Regions from separate parts of the Homo sapiens genome. Here region 1 is linked to region 2. Evidence: chromatin loops called from intact Hi-C (ENCODE). Cell type or tissue: PC-3. All regions are shown on one strand. Links, peaks and the distances in the headings refer to the core of each region. The heading gives the core; the rest is flanking DNA.

Region 1 (16,437 bases), core at 4,302-9,301, 490 kb before region 2:
AGAGGAAAAGCTTGCCTGAAAAGTGTGTGTGTGGTGAACAGAGGAGATAGCCCAGGACAGACCCCAAAGGAATACTGATGACTGGGAAAGAAGAACTCATAATGGAGATAAGGAACACTAGAGGAGAAGGAAGATCAGAAGCAAGCAAGATCTTGCAGCAGCAAGATTTATTGTGAAGAGTGAAAGAAAAAGCTTCCACAGCATGGAAGGGGACCGGAGCGGGTTGCCCCTGCTGACTGGGGTGGCCAGCTTTTATTCCCTTATTTGGCTCTGCCACATCCTGCTGATTGGTCCATTTTACAGAGCACTGATTGGTCCATTTTGCAGAGTGCTGATTGGTCTGTTTTTACAGAGTGCTGATTGGTGCGTTTACAAACCTTTAGCTAGACACAGAGTGCTGATTGGTCCGTTTTTACAGAGGGCTGTTTGGTGCGTTTACAAACCCTTAGCTAGACACAGAGCGCTGATTGGTGCGTTTTTACAGAGTGCTGATTGGTGCGTTTACAAACCTTTAGCTAGACACAGAGTGCTGATTGGTGTGTTTACAATCCTTTAGCTAGACAGAAAAGTTCTCCAAGTCCCCACCTAACCCAGAAGGCCAGCTGGCTTCACCTCTCAATCCCCCCTCTAAACAGGACACCCCAACTGCTGCTGGGAATTGGGCGATGACTGCTCTAGCTACTTCCTGCTGGATAGAGGCAAAGAAGGGTCCCTGCAGTTGCAGTGTCTTCCAGAGGGGAACTCTCTAGGCCAGTGAAAGGGCCAGCGGGTCGGTCCAGGGGTCCTCGGTAGAAGTTGTTAGTTTAGCTCATTTGGGGTTCCATTCGTAAGACCATCTGTAGCTTGATGGCCTCGATTCTAGAGGAAACAGATTTGACAAGGAGGTTAAAAATAAGGGTCCGAAGGCGAGTAATAGCAAGATGGCTGCCACAGGACCTAGAAAGGGGAGAAGCCATGTTGCCCAACTCCAGAGGTTGGTATAAGAGTTTTGAAAGGCGTTGTCTGATTTCAGAAGCCTTTTCCTGTAAGCGCCAGGTGGCATCTCTTACTATCCCTGACTGATTAGTGTAAAAACAACACTCTTCCCCTAAGAAGATGCAGAGTCCTCCTTTCTCAGCAGTGAGGAGGTCTAGGCCTCAGCAGTTTTGGAGAGTCACTGCTGCCAAAGAGTCTATTTGGGATTGTAGAGTAAGGATAGATTTCGTTATTTCTTGCAAACTATCTGAGAAATCCTGTGAGAGTGTGTGGTAGTAGGATAATGAAGTGGATATACTGGCTATTCCGGTTCCTGTAGCAGTAGCCATTCCTAACCCTATTAAGTAGGGTATTAGTTGTATGGCTCTGCACTGACGGACTTGAGCTTTGAGGGGAACAGATAGGGTCTGATTTCCATAAAATTAGAAGTTAGTACAATACATGTTACACTGTTAACTTTTAGCAAACTTTTGTTGAAAACCTTGTAAGTTTGGGGTTTTAATTTTTCTTTGCTATTAATAAAACCTCATTCAGTCCATATTAACTTAGAATTGGTATAGATGGCTCCTTCCTGATACTGTAAGTACTTTAAGGTTTGGCTGAGTGCAAACAGCTGCATGTTTGAACAGACCAATTATTAGGCAATTTTCTTAACTGCTTCTACAAGAGTTTCCTTATCACTTACTGAATACCCATTGTGTCTTTTTTCCTTAGTAGTTGAGGAGGAACCGTATATTATCCTGTCCTGAAGGGAGTTCCTCCTAGATCTGGTCAGACCTTTGTATGGTAATTAATTAAGATTTAGATCCCCTGTTAGGAAACCTGCTGGGTTAAGGATTTTTGATAGGAAGGCTATGGGTTGTCAGTGGCTTCAGTGCTTTCGGGCTACGCCCTTGTTTACACTGACAACAAGGTGATATTGGAGTGTTACAGGGTTACAGAGAAGACCTTCAATTATCAATTATAGGTTTTAAATTTACCCTGGCTTTTAATGGAATAGGGTACACTGTTTTTCCTTTACTACTTCTATCTCTCTCTTTCTCTCTCTTTGACTTCTTCTTTGTCTCTTTCTTTCTCTCTTCCTTTCTGTTGCCTCTGCCAGCTGCTTATGTTGCTGTTTTCCCCTCTCCTTCCCCTTTTGATGGCTTTGGCAGTGTAAGACTGCCACCTCCTTGGGTTTTTACACTGCATGCAATAACTCCATGGTTTCTTTGTGATATTTAATGGGCGTTCCCCCAGAGGTTAGTAACTCCCTTTCTTTCCATATTGCAGCATGGGCATGTAGGATTAGATAAGCATACTTGCTATCTGTATACACATTTATTCTTCTTCCCTTTCCCAGTTCTAAGGCTCGGGTCAGTGCCACTAGTTCTGCTAACGGGGCGCTGGTCCCTGGGGGAAGAGGCTTACTTTCAAGTACTGTTACTGTGGCATAACCTGCCCTTCGTATCCCATTCTCCACAAGTGAACTTCCGTCGGTATATAGGTTAAGGTGAGGATTAGCTACGGGGACTTCTAAGAGATCATGTCAGGCGGCCTAAGTCTGGACTACAATTTGTTGGCAGTCACGCTCGATTGGTTCCCCATCCTCTGGGAGAAAAGTGGCAGGGTTGAGGGCCACGCATGTACATATTTGAAGCACCAGTCCCTCAATGAGTAGCGCCTGGTATCTGAGTAGGTGGTTGTCTGATAGCCATAAACTTCCTTTGGCACCTAGTATGCCATTTACATCATGAGTAGTCCAGACAGTGAGATCCTTTCCTTGTATTATTTTGATAGCCTCTGACACTAAGATGGCCACCGCCACAACTACCCTTAAAGAGTGAGGCCAGCCTTTCGCTACTACATCAATTTCCTTACTTAGGTATGCCACTGGTTGTGGGGTTGCCCCATGAGTCTGAGTAAGGACTCCAAGAGCCATCCTTGCTCTCTCTGTGATGCATAAAGAAAAGTTTCATCCTGTGGGAAGGCTTAAGGCTGGAGCTTGAGTTTGTTCCTTCCAATGCCCAGACTTCAGGGTTGATTCCCTCCTCAAGTAGGGGACAACAAATGGGTAACTCGTTCCCCATATTCATGTAGATAATAACTCCAGCTTTGGCTACTCCTACTGGATCTAGTGGAGTCAGCGTGATCCGCTTCTCCCACTCACCTAGTCCCCACACGCCCTGAGAGCTAGTCCCTGTGGTCTGATGTCCACCCCTCACTTCTTCTGCCCTTTCCTTATACTTCCCTGCTGGAGTGACTGGAAGTGGGGATGCTCTTCCCTGGACACAGGGGAGAAGGAGGGCCCCTGGGGTTGTCACTTCCTCTGCCCTTTTGGGTGGGGCAGGAAGGGCACATTTGATGTTAGCAATTCAGCGTAAAAGTGAAAACTAATTTGGCCTCAAGATTTAAGAGTCATCCAAACAACAGTTACAGGGCTAATATCTTTAATCTTTACACATTTGACAATATCCAATAAAAAGAACACCAAACTACATCAAGACAAAGGAGCAACAGACATGGGCCTGCAGAGGACAAAAGAGAAAACAGGAGCACTCAATAACCAGGAACTCAGGGACTTTGGAGGCAACCTGTGTGGGTTAAACATGCTTTTGAAGATTTTTATCATTATTTCTCATTAGAAATATAAAAAGTGGGCTGGGCGCCGTGGCTCACGCCTGTAATCCCAGCACTTTGGGAGGCCGAGGCAAGTGGATCACGAGATCAGGAGTTCAAGACCAGCCTGGCCAACATGGTGAAACCCCATCTCTACTAAAAATCCAAAAATTAGTTGGGTGTGGTGGAGGGCGCCTGTAATCCCAGCTACTGGGGAGGCTGAGGCAGGAGGATTGCTTGACCTCAGGAGGCAGAGGTTGCAGTAAGCTGAGATCACACCACTGCATTCCAGCCTGGGTGACAGAGTGAGACTCTGTCTCAGAAAAAAAGAAAAGAAAAGAAAAGAAAAGAAAAGAAAGAAAGAAAGAAAGAAAGAAAGAAAGAAAGAAAGAAAGAAGAAAGAAAGAAATGTAAAAAGTGCTAAATAGAAAGAAGTAAAAAATATATCAAATTAGAAAATAAAAAATGAGGGGGAGTGAAACTGGCATTCTAACACAAGGGGGGTAGTATTTAAAATAGCTTTTATGCTTTGGGGAAGCAGTTTGATATTTTATTTAAAACATTTTAAACTAGCCATAACATCAGACACAGTAATTGTATGCCAAGGAATCCATCCTGAAGAACAATAATCTTAAATTTTAGGACTATTATTAATCCATAATAATAATAATAAAAATTTCTTCTTATATCAAGATGTCCATCATAGCATTTATCATAGTAAATAATTTTGAATAGACCTTTAGAAATGGAAAAAAGCAAAGCACTATATTGTATCTCTACTCAAACTAAGATTTGACACTGTACTCGGCTCTTTTTATAATTTTTCCCTTAATCCTCACAGTAAAATCAAATGTTTGACACAATGATTGTCTCTTTATGAGTTTTTAGCTAACAAAATGTTTATGGTAAACATGGAATAAAATGAAAAATACTCATGACAGATGCTAAACATGAAAGCAAGTGATTTATGTATCTAGTATGATTATAACCAGGTATATCGAAATCTCTCTGTGAATAAAAAAAATTGAAGTCCATCTGGGGTGAACAGTTGTTATTTATTAAAATTTGCTTTTGCGAGTACTCATGAATCTTGAGACAATAACCACCACCACGATTATAAAACTATCAAACACGATTTTAAGCAAAGAAAGAAATGGGGAAAACCGTGAAAGGAAAATAAATCTCAAGACTCCAGAATCACTAAGCCAAAGGGAAAAGTCAAGCTGGGAACTGCATCAGACAAACCTGCCTCCCATTTTATTCCTAAATAAAATAACTACAAAGAAAAACAATAAAAATAAAAAAGCTACATACCTCCCTCACAATTTGCCCGTAAGGAAATTCCTTGTGAGCCTCAAAGATCTTTACCCTAAAACAGTTCTGTTGAACTTCATCCTGGCCATATTAATTGATACCTTATCTTCACAGGCCCAGGACAGAGGACAGACAGAACTCTTGATCATTGCTCTGCTCACCTGTGACAAATGCATTTCTCATTGCTTCCTCTGACCTATTGTTTATGTAAAAATGCAGATTCACTGAGTCAGACTAAGGCATCAGTGACTATTCCTCTATTCATTCCACCTCACATGTATTCAGTGAAAGGCTGATCGAAGACCCCAAAGAATGAAACCTTTTGTCCCTTATCTACCTCTGACCTGGAATCCCTTACTTCGAGTTGTTCCACCTTTCTGGACCAAACCAATGTACCTCTTATGCATATTGATTGAGGTCTCATCAATGTATAAAATCAAGCTAAAATGTATAAAACCAAGCTGTGCCCTGACCACTTGGGTACATGTCATCATGTACCCAAGACTTCCTGACGCTGTCATAGGCACGTCCTTAGCCTTGGCAGATAAACTTTCTAAATTAATTGAGACCTGTCTCAAATACTTTGGGCTCACAAAACGTAGCTGTCCATCAGGCAGATATCTAAAAGCAAGAAGTGATATTTTACTCAGCTAAAAGCTGCTATTTTGTCGGCGGCCTCAGAGGCCTTCCACAATGAACTCCCTCCCCAACCCTCTGGCCTCATTCCCAGGCCCCTGTCCTCTCCTGGGAACTCCTGGGAATGTCATGTTTGCCCCATTGTCATCTTGTCAGTGAGGCTCCCCTGACTGCCCTCATTAAGACTGCATCTGGCCAGGCGCAGTGGCTCACGCCTGTAATCCCAGCACTTTGGGAGGCCGAGGTGGGTGGATCACCTGAGCTCAGGAGTTCAAGACCAGTCTGGCCAACATGGCGAAACCCTGTCTCTACTAAAAATACAAAAATTACCCAGGTGTGGTGGCACACACCTGTAATCCCAGCTACTCAGGAGGCTGAGACAGGAGAATAGCTTGAACCCACGAGGTGGAGGTTGCAGTGAGCTGAGATGGCACCACTGCACTCCAGACTGGGGCAACAGAGCAAGACCCTGTCTCAAAAAAAAAAAAAAAACAAAAAAAAACCCCACATGCTTCCTCCTTCCTACCATTCTACCTCCAATCCCCATCCCCATATCCTGCCCTCTTGTTTTCTCTCTTTGTAATGCCTGCCACCTCCCAACATAGTATAGAATGAGCTTGTTTACTTAGTCTAGTGTTTAATGTCTGTCTCACTCCACTAGAATGTAATCATCGCAAGGCCAGGAGATGCGTTTGGTCTGTGCTGCATCTCAAGCAGGACAATGGCTGGAACATAGTAGGGTCTCCAAAAATGTTTGTTGAACGTTGCTGATGGCGGCATCCTGGAGTAGGAAAAAGACTGAAGAGTGGAAAAAGAAATCCTGACATGAATTCTGGGCAAAGGCAAGCAGTAGCTGACTTGGAAAATGATTACAGTAGGTTTTGTGCCATTTGAGTTATCAGTATTGCAGATGTTTTTGCACCTGCTCCACCAACAATAATTGGGTTAAGGCTTGCAGCTGGGATATTATACAGCTTGCTTTATCTAGGTTTTGTTTTGCTTGCAAATCAATCAATACTTACAATGATTTTAACAAGGGGAAAGAGCCGTAGTTGTAGACCTTGGAGTGTATTTTTTTTTGTCTAGCTTTAAAAAAAATTGTTAATGTTTTGATACTGTAACTCTTTTTAGTAGTTGTGGCTTTGCAGACCTTGCTGCACTTTGATCTTTTTCTCGTTCCAGCTATAGATGGCAGCACACCACTACCTACGATCCGATCACCAGCCTGGGTTTGTAAGTCAGAGCTGTTGGTCAGGAGATGGCAGCTAATGAGTAATCAGTCCAAACTGAATGGCAAATTAATGTCTTCATTAAGTGAACAAACCAGCTTCCTCCATAAACAAGGTCAGAGTATTTATAACCCAGTGTATTTCATAAAAGCAAAAACGCATCTCCATTTACATAACTTTACTATGGAGCTCATGATTTATCTGCACAAAGCATATGCAAAATCTCACTTGTATACCGTCTTTAATAAGGACCCATGCCATTCTGATGTAATTATTAATAAAGTCACACTTGATAAGCAGCCTTGTTTTTCTTACACAAGGTAAATGAAAAGGTGATTGCTTTAAACAAAAGCCACTCTTATAAGATGATATTGGGTGGCCTGTTCCAAATTGAGTTCTTAGTAATAAAAATGAAGTGTGATCCTTATTGATCAAATATATCTGCCACTTAGGTTCTATGAGAACTTACTTAAAATTTAGAGTTGGTTACACAGGTATAAAGTTTGATATTTACCATATGCTACATGTCACTTCAATTCAGTGAATTGAATGCTTAATTTTGCCATCCTTGTCAGAGAACAATGTAGAAATTTCAGAAACTTTTCACAAAATGACCAGGTGTCAAAGACTCTGAATTTCTGTTTCTAGATCAGTGTCATCCAGTAGAAATATAAAATGAGCCAAATGCAAGTTGCATGTGAAGTTTTAAATTTTCTAGAAACCACATGTTAAAAAGTAAAAAAAGAGGTGAAATTAATTTGAATACTGTACTATATTTTATTTAACCAGATATATCCAAAATATTATTTTTATCAGGTAATCTATATAAAAATTATTGCAATATTGCACATTCATTTTTTTTAATCTGGTGTGTATTTTACACTCACAGCTCATTTCGATTTAGATTAGCCAGATTTTAAGTGCTCAGTAGCCACATGTGGCTAGTTGGCCACATCATGTTCCGCTCGGCTCTAAAGACTTAGTGCCTGTTATGAGGGGAATTGTGTGCCCCCCAAATTCATGTGTTAGAATCCTAACCCCCACTACTTCAGAATGTGACCTTATTTGGAGATAGGGTTGTTACCAAGTAAAAACGAGGTCATTTTAGGGTGGACCTTTAGAGTGGATCCTAATCCAGTATGACTGATGTCCTTCTAAAATGCGGAGACTGGAGACAGGCTCACACACAGGGAGAACTCCATGTGGAGAGGAAGGCAGAGACTGGGTGATGCATCTCCAAGCCAAGGACCATCAAAGATCACCTTCATCCCCAGAAGCTAGGAGGGAGCCATGGAACAGTCTCCCTCACAGCCTCAGAAGGAACCAACCCTGCTGATGTCTTGATTTTGGACATCCAGCCTCCAGAACTGTGAGAGAATACATTTCTGTCGTTTAAGGCACACGGCCTGTGGTGCATTGTTATGGCAGCCCTAGTCAACCACTACAGAACCTTTGGTTGGTGGCTGCCATTGTTCCAAAGCTTTCCTCTCCTTGCCTTGAATCTCCTCTTCTCTTCCTTCTGTGCTTTCTCTTCTGGCCTCTCTGTCACTCAACTTTCCTGCCCTCTCTCATCGTTTTCCATAGGATCTCCCTCTCATAGCACAGAAGTAAGCAGGGAGTTTCTGTTGTAGTAAGCGGGAGATGGGTTCCACCTGAGCAGGGAGATGCCTGACTTGCTTCACGTCTCCAATGGGGATAATATTATCTGCCAGCTGTCCCCTGGAGCTACTGTTGTGTAGGTGAAGGGCCGACTCAGAAAATGCTTTGAAACCCATAAATAATGACATGGATGAGAATGAGTATTTTGTGTGTTTTACTTTCACATGTTAGGACTCAAAGGTGGAATGAAGTGTTTTCTAAGTTACTTTGGTTTCTTCTCTCTGTAATTATCTAGGGTTCCTACTTCATGGTAGGGAATGTGTGAAAGGGCATAGGCCCTGCCACTTTCTTGCCATCTGTCAGTAGTGGGCTTCTACGGGCTGCCTCCCAAGCATGTTTTATATCCTCTCTACCCAGCGCAGAACGGCCTCCCTAACTCAAAAACCACGTGTTAAGGTGATATGGATCCCACTCCCATCTCTAGAAGTGGGTCCCAAATAGGGTCACTGCATCAGATAATTCCAAGGGGTATCATCTTGATATTGTTTGGCTTTGTGTCCCCACCCAAATCTCATCTTGAATTGTAATCCCATAATCCCCACGTGTCATGGGAGGGAGCCGGTGGGAGATAATTGAATCAGGCTGGCTGTTTCCCTCACACTGTTCTCGTGATAGTGAGTGAGTTCTCAGGAGATCTGATTGTTTTATAAGCGTCTGGCATTTCCCCTGCTGCACTCATTCTCTCTCCTGCTGCCCTGAGAAGAGGTGCCTTCCACCATGATTGTAAGTTTCCCGAGGCCTCCCTAGCCATGCAGAACTGTAAGTCAATTAAATCTCTTTGCTTTATAAATTACCCAATCTCGAGTATTTCTTCATAGCAGCATGAGAACGGACCACTACACATCTGCATTGTCATAAATGTGTATAGTGAACTTGAAGTTGTGCAGTGCACAACCTGCACAGTCATATCTGATAGCCCCAGTCCTGTACAATTAAATCATTCAGGCAATCCCGTCTCTCTGACCGTAGTCATAGGTACAGAATGGGTACTAAAATCCCGTAAAGCTGTGAGGAGAGATTGTCCGGGGTTACTGAGAAAAAAACCAAAAAACAAAAAACTCTTGCCTTCTCCAGGGACCTACTGATAGACGGCATTCTGAGTGTGATATAAACATATAAGGCTGGCAGCTGTGCTCATGAGAGAAGGGCCAGTACCTTTTGCGAAGTCACTAGGTGGACCTTGAGGAATAAGAGAGCAGAGATCTGAGAGAGCCAGGGCTTGTGCTTATGCCTCTGGATCAAGCTTTGCCTGAAGCACCTGTGCAGTTTGTTACATGAGCCCATGTATTTGCTTTATAGAATTGGTTTGGGTTGGATTTTCTTTCCCTTGCTACCCAAAGAATTCTAAATGCTACACTGGAGATGGAAGTAAAGAAAGGGGGAGATAGAGATATGTTTCTGGTTGACAGTGCAACAACTATCAAAAACAAAAACAAAGCTTCTTCAAGCATCCACAACCATTGCCACAGCAATTTGAATTACATTTTCTAATGAAAACCAGGCCAAATGATCGTTAACATTCTCAGCTAACTCACAGCAATGTTCTTAAGTCCATTTGTGATTGTCCAATGCTAAAAATGTATACCAGTTGGCATTAAAAACCTAAACTATTTCTACCACTGTATGGCTTTTAACTAGAGGTTTGTGGTCTACCCTGAAAACTTAATCTACTATGCATATCTTTATTTCTAAACTAATACGTTCTTTTGAGTTCAGCCTACCTAAAAGCATACTTCTGGTGTACTGCCTATTTGTAAATTGAAACTTGTCATAAGTATAATAACATTGCCCCCATTGTTCGTATTAATTCATAGCAAGGGGGAACACTACTGTATAGATGTTATAAATGCTTAGGCAAGGGAGACCATTCAGCTCTTAACCCAATTTCCTGCTGCAAATATCAAAAGTTGGATCAACATATGCCCCTAGTTACAAAGATGTAACATTATTTCTAAAGTCTTCAGCAGCAGAATCCTAAAGGGCCCCTAAATTTCAGTCTTAACTTTGTTCCAGCCACATCCCAGCTGTTTCTCCCAAGTACTTCATCACCTGCAGGCTGTTTTCAGTTCATTATGGGACCAAGGAGAGGCCACTGGGACAGTATATCAATAGAACAATCCTTGCCAAATAATGATATTTGGAAATAGGCTGGGCACGGTGGCTCATACCTATAATCCAAGAACTTTAGGAGGCTGAGGCAGGAGAATTGCTTGAGCCTAGGAGTTGAAGGCGGCAGTGAGCTATGATTGCACCACTGCACTCCAGCTTGGGTGACAGAGCGAGACCCTGTCTCTTAAAAAAAAAACAGTTTTTGGCTACTTTGTAACTGAAATAGATCAATCCCTACAATGTCCTTCCCAGGGAGGCCAGGCTCCTAGCCTAGCCTCTTTCTGCCTGCCTCTCTTTGGTGCGTGGGTTTTTCTGTTGTGCCCCTTCCCAAGGCAGGAGCTGGCATCTCTTTCCCTCCTGCAAACTCAGTCCCATGGATCCTCTTCTTGTTGTTTTCTGCACTGATTTTGTATCGATTCCTCTGGAGCAAACATTGGAAGCTGCTGTCGGATATGCCAGGGCTCTCTGCCCTGTTGTGTTCTGTGTTGCTAGCTGAAGATTACTCCCGGCTTTGTTTCAAGACCCTTGGAACCAGAATAGAGGTGACGCTGTCCTGTTTGTACTCTCTCTGGCTGTGATTTTTAAATCCTTGTTCTGAGCCTGCTGTGTTTTTTTTTGTTTTGTTTTGTTTTTTCTCCTCTGCCTCACTTTTCTAGCTCATTGCCTTCTATATCTTCCGCTGGCTCAGTTTGCCTGAGCCCTCTGCATTTGGCACTAAATCGTAGTTTATTCTAATCCTTTGCCTGGAAGCTGATGCTGGTAACCAGATGGCAATAAAAAGACACTGAATGCAACATTTCTACCTGTGAGTTGAGAGACAATACTCGTTACTTCCTGGGAAAACAGTTGGTGTTTTTCTCAGTTGGGGTAAAATGATATTTCTAAAAATCCTATTGTTTTCTTACTTGGATAAATGTTAAAATATGTTTATTAGAAAGTATGCTTTTAAATTTTTTTTAGTCTAAAGAAATATTGCTGCTTCTCAGAGTTTTGGCAAATATTGCTTTTCATTTGTTCTTCTTTTCCTGTGTCTTCTTTCTTTTCACTCTCTTACCACCTATAGATTTAAATTCCATGTCATTTTATTATTATTTACTGTATTAACTAAACTCACTTTTTATTTAGTTCAAAAAGATGGATGTGTGGAGTATTTTAAATTTGGCTCTTAAAACCACAGTGTATTACAGATTAGAAAGCTATTATTTTTTCTGACATCCAGCAGGCATCATTTCTGTTTTTTAGCTATCTGACAGCTTGGGGACAGATACGGGCCTTTGTTACGAACTGGGCCAGAGTATTCTTTCTCGAGACTTTTCAAACTAGAGCTAGAAGAGAGGTGCCCCCTGTATTAGTCAGCTACTGCTGCATAACAAAGAACCATAAAATCAGAGTCACTTAAAACAGTGAGCACTTATTTACTTCACATCTCTTCAGGTCTGATGAGTGGGCTCCACTGATCTCAGCAGGCCTGCTCATGTGTCTTTAGGCTGGCAGTGGGTGGTTTGATTTAAGGATGTCTCTAGTCCACACTGCATGTTTGCACATCTGTTGCCTATGTCTTTGCTATGGTTTGGATATTTGAGCCCTCCAAGTATCATGTTGAGATTTGATCTTCAATGTTGGAGGCAGGGCCTGGTGGGAGGTGTTTGGGTCCTGAGGGAGGATCCCTCATAAATGGCTTGGTGCCATTCTTGTGGGGATGAGTGAGTTCTCATGAGAGCTGGGTTTTGAAAAGAGCCTGGCACCTCCTCCTCTTTCTGTCTCTTGCTTCCTCTTTCACCACGTGGCTCCCCTTTACCTTCCACCATGAGTGGAAGCAGCCTGAAGCCCTCACCAAAATCAGATAGATACCAGTGCCGTGCCTGTACAACTTGCAGAACTGTGACCCAAATAAATTTTTTTTCTGTATAAACTGCCCAGCTGCAGGCATTTTTTTTTTTTTGTAGCAACGTCAAAACAGTTTAAGTCAGTCTTTAACCTTTTAGCAGACTAGTTGGGGAATATTCCACAAGAGAGCAAGTGAGAACCTGCAAGGTCACATAGACCTAGGCTGTGAAGGGTCATGTTATGACTTATACTCTTATGCCATTAGCCAAAGTAAGTCAAACAAACAAGCACAAACTCAAGGCACAGGCATACACCACCCGCTAGGAGGCCATGCCAAGGGTGTGGATACATGGAAGGGTGAAGAACTGGACTAGTCTTTCAATACCACAGCCCCTTTCTTCTCTAGGCGTGGAGCTGCTAGGAGTGAGCCCCACATCAGACATCTGTCTCTGGTAGGAGAAGACAGTCAAGATCCAGAGAGATGCAATGGAAGACAGGATGGGAGAAGGTCCCAATCATTTTCTAGTTATTAATAACAGTTTTGGCTGTGCTTAGATTGCTGCACTTGGGAGGTTTGGTTAATCAACTTTTTGTTTTGTTTTGTTTTGTTTTGTTTTTGTTTTACTAGGAGGTAGGCTACTCCACAATCCCTCCAAACTCTTCTTTCTTGCATTAATTAGTATAAACTGCATTTCTGGTACTTGCAACCAAAGGGTTATGACCCATCTATACTGTTTTTTCTAGATCAGATGGTTTTTATATCAAAAGTTGCTGTCCCTATCCCAATGCAAAGCTTTTTTAGGTTGATTTTTAGGGGGATAAAATCTTTCATATTGAAAATAAACATTATCACCTATATATCACAGGTTATTAGTTTATTAAGTTAAACTGAACCACATAAGTTTCAAATAAAAGTGTTACTGAATTTGCAGTAAAAATTACACATAATTAGTGTAAATTAGGAAAGATATAAAACAGTTGGCACAAAGCAATAGCATCCATACTTTTAGCCCATTAATTTTATCCCTAGGAATTTACCTCAATAAAATAATATAACAAAAGCAAATGCTCATATACATTACACAATTTATGACAACTGTGATAATAATAAATTAAAGGGACATGTCTAAATTAAGAGAATGTGTTAACAAATTATGTTAGTTTATCAGGATGGAATATTATGTAGTCTTTATGTTAATTAAGAACATTCTATAAAATTTCAAAATCCATTTATGACGTAGTACGTGAAAAAGCAAAACAAAATGCAAAATTACAGGGACATCCAGACTAGGTATATAATTTTCTTTTTGTACGCAGCACAACCATTTTCTTTTTGTGTGCAGTAGAAAAAAACATTTCAAATCTACCTGTAATTTTCTCTTGTTCCGCTAGGAGACATGCATCATCTTTGATTAAAATTATTCTTCACTGGGACCTTTATTTATGCAAAGGCAAAATTCTATTCTAGACTCAAGAAGCTCGAGCCAGACATCCTAAACATTTCTGAATAGAATTATCAAAGGCTGAATTTGTCATGTGCAGAATTGCATCTTTTTAGGGTTATGATGCTGTTGCCTGTGGGTGAGGATGTGGTGGATAACGCCCTTCTTGCAGTGAGGATAAGGGGGGTTGGAGAAGGTACCCAGGGGACTGGTGGCTCATGGTAATTGATGGACTAGGGGAGGCCACGTAGAGAGGACGCCGGTGGAGAGGCATGGCTGATGGACAGAACTCCAGGAGCAGTGATAGTTCATATCCAGTACAGTATTTTTCTTTTTCTCCATTATAATTCTCCTCATTATTCTCAAGCCAACAGGAAATTGTCTTAAATGTTTATCCAGATATTTGCTGTACTTTTGGAAATTAAGGGAGGAGCCTGTAACTCTCCTTGCATAAAACAAGAGCCTGACTTGTGTGAAAAAGTGATAAGAAGATATTCAGTAGAGATCTGCGGGGAAGTCTCAGAGCAGAGGTCCAGAATAAGTTAAGTGTGGACTGCATAAGAATTCCATCGGTATGGTAGACTGTATTTCTGTTTGCCAAATATTTTACTTTTCCTCCGTCTTTTGCCATGGAAGGAGTTTACTCTTCAACTCTGCCAGACTCAAGAGAGGCCATTCGCTTTGCTGTGGCCGATGAAATGGGAGCAGCAAAAACATTTATCATTTCTGGGAACCAGTGTACTGTTCTCCATGTCTCCCTTCTCTCACCCTGGACCTGATAATATTCCAGCTGGTTGCTGCTCCATCATCCTGGAACCTACAAGTTTGGGGAGGGCGTCAAAGCCAGAGGCAACTTTCATTCAACATGTTATGTGAGTGTGATGGTTAATTTTATGTGTCAACTTGACTGGATCATGGAGTGGCCAGATATTTCACTAAGCTTTTCTGGGTTTGTGTGATGATGTTTCCAGATGAGATTTGCATTTGAGTCAGTGGACTCCATAAGATAGATTGCCCTTCCCTGAATGGAAGTGTATTAGCCAATTTGCTGAGAGCCTGAACAGAACAAAAGATGGAGAAAGGAGAATTCACCTCCTCTGCCTGACTGATTGAGCTGGGATATCAGTCTCCTTCTGCCCTCAAACTGAGACTTAAACCATCAGCTCCACTGGTTCTCAGGCCTTGGGTCCGAAACCAAACTACACTACCAGCTTTCCTGGGTCTGCAGCTTGCAGATGGCAGAGCATGGGACTTCTTAGCCTTCATAATCAAGCGAGCTAATTCCTCATAATTAGTCCATCTGTGTTAGTCCATTCTCACACTGCTATGGAGAAATACCCGAGACTAGGTAATTTATAAAGAAAAGCGGTTTAATTGACTCACAGTTGTGTATTGCTGGGGAGGCCACAGGTAACTTACAATCATGGCGCAAGGTAAAGGAGAAGCAGGCACCTTCTTCACAAGGGTGGCAGGATAGAGTGCAAGCTGGGGAAATGCCAGATGCTTATAAAACCATGAGATATCGTGAGAACTCACTATCACAAGAACAGCTTGGGGGAACTGCACCCATGATCCAATTACCTCCACCTGGTCCTGACCTTGACACATGGGGATTATGGGGATTACAGTTCCTGGTGGGATTTGGGTGGGGACACAGAGCCAAACCATATCACTATCTCTCCCCCTCATCCCCTCTCTCTCTATTAAATCCCTTATTGGTTCTGTTTCTCTGGAAAACCCTGAATACAGTGGGAAAGAGGTAAACCTTTGTGGTTGTAAGCTACTGAGACTTTGGGGTTATTTGTTACTGTAGCATGATCTGGCCTATTCTAATTTATACAGTGGGATTTTTTTTTCCCCCACAAACACTAAGGAAGTAGCATGTGGAAGGCCAGACCTTCTGTTGCCATCAGTAGGGGGGTTTCTGTAGTCTGAGGACCTATGAGCCTTTTGGGTTACCTTTGACTTGCACTTGGGCTTTTATGTTGATGCCAAGCAGTATGTTTATACTTCTCTAAAATGTATTTTTCTCTATATAAATAGTGTTTTTGTTAACTCTCACCGGCTCCAGTCTCAACTTTTGCCTCTAATTTTTCCCATAATATTCACTAACTCTAGTGATAGCTGTCTATGCGCATTGTACTGAGACTAATTCAGAGAGTGGGTTGGATGAACTTTGGTTTGATTTGTACGTAATTGTTAAAAACTGTGTTTAAGAAAACAGTTGTACCCTTGGCAAAACCTGGAAGTCTCTATGTTAACAATTTTCCCAATTTTTGTTTTAGGAAGCCATTCTGCATATTATGTTTTTAAATAAAAGGATTTGACTTTGGGCTGACAATTTAGCATTTAACCACTGTCTCCGCACCAGTTCCACAAGAGCAGGGATTTAGATTAATTGGAAAAACCTCATTGGTTTCTGATGGAGGGGGCATTCATAGAAACAACCTACTGACAACTAAGGAGCTACTGCGATGGGATGGGCAGCCTGCAGCTTCACTCGGTGGGCAGCCTCCACAGGTACTTTAATTCCTCGCTCTTCTGGCCAGGCATCTCTTGGTAAAGGCAGGTAGAGGAAGCAAAGCAATTACCTAGATAATTAAGGAAAAACAAACCTGTATGTGGCAGGTAACTTGGGGAGCTGCTTC
Region 2 (5,000 bases), core at 1-5,000:
ATTATTTTCTTGTGTTTTTTTGTTCGTTTGTTTCCTTCATTATAAAATTTTTTCTCCATCCAGTTTTCATATGTATATGTATGTATGTGTGTATATGTGTATGCATGTGTATTATATATCCCATCCTTATTCAAATACACATGTCAAGATTTCATATATATTTGAGTAACAGTATGGCATAAAATTGTGAACTTGACCTTGTTTAATCGACCTCCTACTCTCTTCTCAACACTTTATTTTACTGGCTCTTCTTCTTTCTGCCTTTTTGATACTTTATCTTCTCCATTTCTCTGTCCTTTAATGAACCATTTTCCTCTTCTTTATAATTTTAAGGCTTGCTAGAGGTATAATTCTTAGCTCTCCGCTCTTTTCTTCACTCTCATTGTCCTTTTCCTTCTTCTTCCCATCATTTTTCTATTTTGCCTTCCTGCCTCTCTCCTGCCATCTTCTATTTCTTTTATAAGTTACTTCTCAGCAGTTTCACTGTTTCTATACTTTAACTATTGTGGCCAGGAGCAGTGGCTCATGCCTGCAATCCCAGCACTTTGGGAGGCCCAGGCGGGTGGATCACTAAGTCAGGAGTTCGAGACCATCCTGGCCAACATGGTGAAACTTCCGTCTCTACTAAAAATACAAAAATTAGCTGGGCGTGGTAGTGCGAACCTGTCAGCCAAGCTACTTAGCAGCTGAGGCAGGAGAATCCCTTGAACCTGGGAGGTGGAGGGTGCAGTGAGCCAAGATTGGGCCATTGCACTCCAGCAACAGGGTGAGACTCTGTCTCAAAAAACAAACAAACAAACAAAAACACGAAACTATTTTTTCTCTGCATAATCTTCTCACATTTCTATTTCTGGGCTCTGCATCTTTGTTGCAATGGCTGGTTGTCTCTTTACTACATCAAGTCAAACATCTTTGAAACAATTATCATTGCATTCTCTGTATCCTCAGCTGGACTTCCACTTTTCCATTGGTTGCATCGGGATGCTGGATCATGCTTTCAAGAACACACCTAATCATTCTCAACAGTATTGCTGTGATACTGCCTAATTACTTTGTTTTGTTTATTCAGGTTGCAACACTATTGTTTCTCTCTTTCTCTCTCTCTCTCCCTCTCTCTCTCTCTCACACACACACATGCACATGTGTATGTGTATACACATAAAATTCACCATTGCTTTACTTAGCCTTAATTAACTAGTAGTAGCATTTATACTCTCTCAGTTACCCAGGGTTAAACGTAAGTTATTATTATTATTATTATTAAAAGTTTTTTTCTAACTTGATCGTCTCAGCCAATTCAAGTCCAATAATCAGACTTTGCCTTGGCAACGACTTTATCTGTACGCTGCTTCTAGTTGCACTTTTACCACCCTAAGACCCTTAATGCCATCAATGTGGATATCTAGAGATGCTAAATTCTCTTTCTGTCCCCGCCAATGTACAATGCATGCTTCTGCTAAATTAGACTATCTGAGCTGGAATGCCAACAGTATCACTGTCTGGCATTAATAATGTCCGTGACTTCCCTTCATGCCCCTAATGAACCAGTAATTTGTCCAAGTTCTCCATTATGTTTTCCAACCTGTGCTTCCGGCCTCATGGCAAACAATTCAATTGCCTAGTGCAATTGAATCCTCCACTCACACCTTGATGCTTATTAGAGTCTAAATCATACACAAACTATCACTTTTGTGTCTAAGCTCGTAACATTGTTTTTATCCAGAAATCCTGCTTTCTACTATCATGCTTGTCAAAATCTTATTCATCCTTCTCAAATGGAAACCTTCTTTGTAAAGATTTGTGGATCCCTGTGGCTAGATGTATTCTCTCTTTCTTCAGTTCTTAATATCATCTACAAGGCTCTATATAGCCTGGCATTTGCATACCGTTTATTACATATACTACAGCTTGCCTTCTTTGGGTTCCTTAAATAGACCAAGTTGTGTGTGTATATATATATATATATATATATATTTTTTTTTTTTTCCACGATCTTCACCTTAGCTGTTTGGTATACGTAAAATGTGTTTTTCCTAGTCCTTAGGATGACTTGATTCTTCTTAAATGTCGTCTCTTATGGAAGTTCATTTATTCCACCCTATTCAAATAGATTTTCGGAACTTTCTCCCATGCCAAATGTTTCTTTATCATAACACTCTGTCATTTCCCAAACTGACTCTGTGAAGGCAGAACAGAACCCAAATCTGTTTTGTTAACCAAGGTCTACAAACACACATAGTATAGTTCCTGGCATATAATAGTTGCCAAAATATTTATTAAATGAATAAATGAATGATTAAGCATATTGTTTATACTTTTTCTTTTCATGTCCCAGACTGTATTGTACTTCCTAATATTTTTCTTGTATTTTATTAGGTTTTAAAACCTTTGAAGTAAAAATAAAACATTTTGCATTGTTCATCTTGGTATCCCTTAGCTTCTAGTATGGTGCCAAACATTCATGAGATTAATAAATGTTTGCTGAATTAAATCGATTTGAATTAAACCTTCAGAACAATATTAAGTTATTGCCAGGACATCACAGATGGTAAGTGCAATTTCCTCTGCTAATAGCTTCCAAGGTTGATGATGAGATAAAATCAGTCGAGCATCCATCAATAGGGGAAAAGCTCTTAAAAACTAAATCCTCTAAGTCATTGTAGTGTTGCCTCCTTTGTTATACTTTGTTTCCTGCGCCCATCCTTCCTTAGAGCGTCAGACACAGTTCTTATGTACTACTTCATTAAGGATAAGTGTAGAGTGATGTCAGGAAGGAGGAAAGGCCAATAAAAGGCCGTTTGTTTTTAGCAATGTTCCTCTTAACCACCAAAGACAATGTGTCCATGTGCTTATCCCCTTCTCTCTGCTTAACTCCTTGACTCCAATTTCTCAGCTTACCTCTAATGAGAGAGTGTGCCTTAAATTCGAGATGAGTGCCGGTAAGGGTTCTTAAAAGCTGGCACATTTCAAGTGCATGGTGAGAAAACTACCCCAGGATTCTGCAGGTGTTAATTATGGTGGAAGCTAGCATAAAGATGCAGAGTGTAGAGCGGCTTGCTGCTCTGATCTTCATGCCCTCTGGTGCCCTCTGGTGCCTCTAAGAGAGAATGACTGAACCCAACAGTGGATGGCCCCTGTTACTGGAGATACTCTCTCTCACCCTCTCATATGTGTGTGGAGTGAGAGAACAAACAGCCCCCATGAAACTCACGTTTTTTAGAGTGCAGAAATCTGTGCAAATCTTAAAATAGCATATGCCCGTGAAGTTTATGTCATCCCTTTTTGGTTCGGTTTCGCTGACTTTCAGAAGGATCATGATATCTTCCTTACTGCATTAACATTTGCTGACAGAAGATCCTTAAAAACTATCTCAAATATTTGTTATCTCTTTTTCATAAACAAAATCATCTTCTCTTTGCCATAAATGGAACATTTATGTAGATCCTGGGTAGCATTTCTTAAATCTCACAGATATGAACATAATTCAGCAGATGTAAATTTTTTTTTGTTAGGACTACAAATTAAGCAGTTTGAAGGGTATTTAAAAAATCTCTATCTTTTCGATGTGTGGCTCTGGGTGTTATCCATTTCTAAGGTGTTCAAGATTAAAGATAATACTGCTATCGCCCTAATGTTCTAACTGCATACACACCCTGTACCCAATCTCAGATATCCTCTCCCCTGGCCACTCCTATTCAAAGCAACAAGGACAACCACCACCACAACAATGAACAAAAAACGAATCCCAGGAATGGATAAGGTGGTCGCAGATGCCACAGGTTATTGATGGAAGTAATTTTGGAGTCCTTGTTTAGTGCTCATAACATCTTGTATTCTTGGCCTCCATCTGGACTCTGCCAGTTCCTTAGTCTTAGCAATGTACCAGGCACATAAATTCTCTTTATTAAGAACCAAAACTACTTTTTTCATTTTATGTAAACTCATAAGTCACATCTTCAGCTCATTTTGAAGTAAGAATCTTCAGTATAACAGGGGAAATAGTATAACTACTACAAGGTAACTAACAAGTAACAATGTTTGTATAAAAGCCAGAGAGTATCTCAGCAGGAAATTTAATATTTTAGAAGAACAGACTTTTAGAGCAAACTTTTACTTACGATATTAACACAAATGAATTCAAGATGCCAATAATATTATTCCTACCTTTTATTACTGTCAGTCTGTACAAACTCTTAGCTTATTTGCTTTACAGATCAGTCTGTGAAAATGAATCAACTAGAAATGATTTCTTTTTTTTTTTTTCTTGAGATGGAGTCTCTCTCTGTTGCCCAGACTGGAGTACAATGGTAAGATCTTGGCTCACTGCAACCTCCGCCTCCCAGGTCCAATCAATTCTCCTGCCTCAGCCTCTTGAGTAGCTGGAACTACAAGCGTGAGCCACCACACCAAGCTAACTTTTGTATTTTTGGTAGAGTCAGGGTTTCACCACGTTGGCCAGGCTGGTCTCGAACTCCTGACCTCAAGTGATCCGCCCACCTCGGCCTCCCAAAGTGCTGGAATTACAGGCATGAGCCACATCCCCCGGCCTAGAAATGATTTTTTTGAGACAAGAGAGTAGCAATCTTTGAGCAACACAGATTGTTTACAAAGGCAATAATAGACAAAAGGGAGATATAAATCAATAAATGTGAACAACATCCTCTTCCCATAACATGGCATCTTCTAGGATCTCACTTTCAGTCTGTTCTTTACCTTTGCTCCCTTTTCTAGCCCTATAATGCAGTGGAAATGCCAGAGTCTGAATGACTTTAGCTTGAGTCCTGGTTCTGACTCCTACCAGCTGTGTGATCACAGTTCCTCTTCTGCAAAACAGAATCTAATAACTAACTTCATGAGCTATGAGGAGATTCATGTACAGCACCTATTCCAGAGCCAGGGCTACTAGTCTACCTCATGGCCTCAACTCTCTTAGCTACTTAAACATTTCCAAGAAGAGCGTCTTTAGCACTGACTTCTCTTCTGAACTGGTGATCTCTAAT

The links. Hi-C counts contacts between places; a loop is a spot of excess contacts. Peaks named below come from ENCODE experiments on the same cell type or tissue, not always from the same donor. Only the 100,000 strongest peaks of a DNase experiment are listed, where the experiment ranks them.
Region 1: it touches region 2 in a loop (12-fold over the local background); 20 of 110 quality-filtered maps call a loop at or near these places.

The regions. Positions count from the first base shown.
Region 1 is chr21:29,354,847-29,371,283 of GRCh38, forward strand. It overlaps a transcript of BACH1 not described here. Among named protein-coding and RNA genes, the nearest start is that of BACH1-IT2, 9.4 kb to the right of the region's middle. In PC-3, for the core only: a CTCF peak has its summit at 6,739 (motif pointing right); a DNase peak (open chromatin) is centred at 5,095; H3K27ac peaks cover 311 bases.
Region 2 is chr21:29,846,807-29,851,806 of GRCh38, forward strand. All of the region lies in intron 1 of GRIK1 (glutamate ionotropic receptor kainate type subunit 1), which reads right to left. Among named protein-coding and RNA genes, the nearest start is that of GRIK1, 91 kb to the right of the region's middle. In PC-3, for the core only: CTCF peaks have their summits at 3,091 (motif pointing left) and 3,295; no DNase peak of the experiment used is centred there; H3K27me3 peaks cover 664 bases.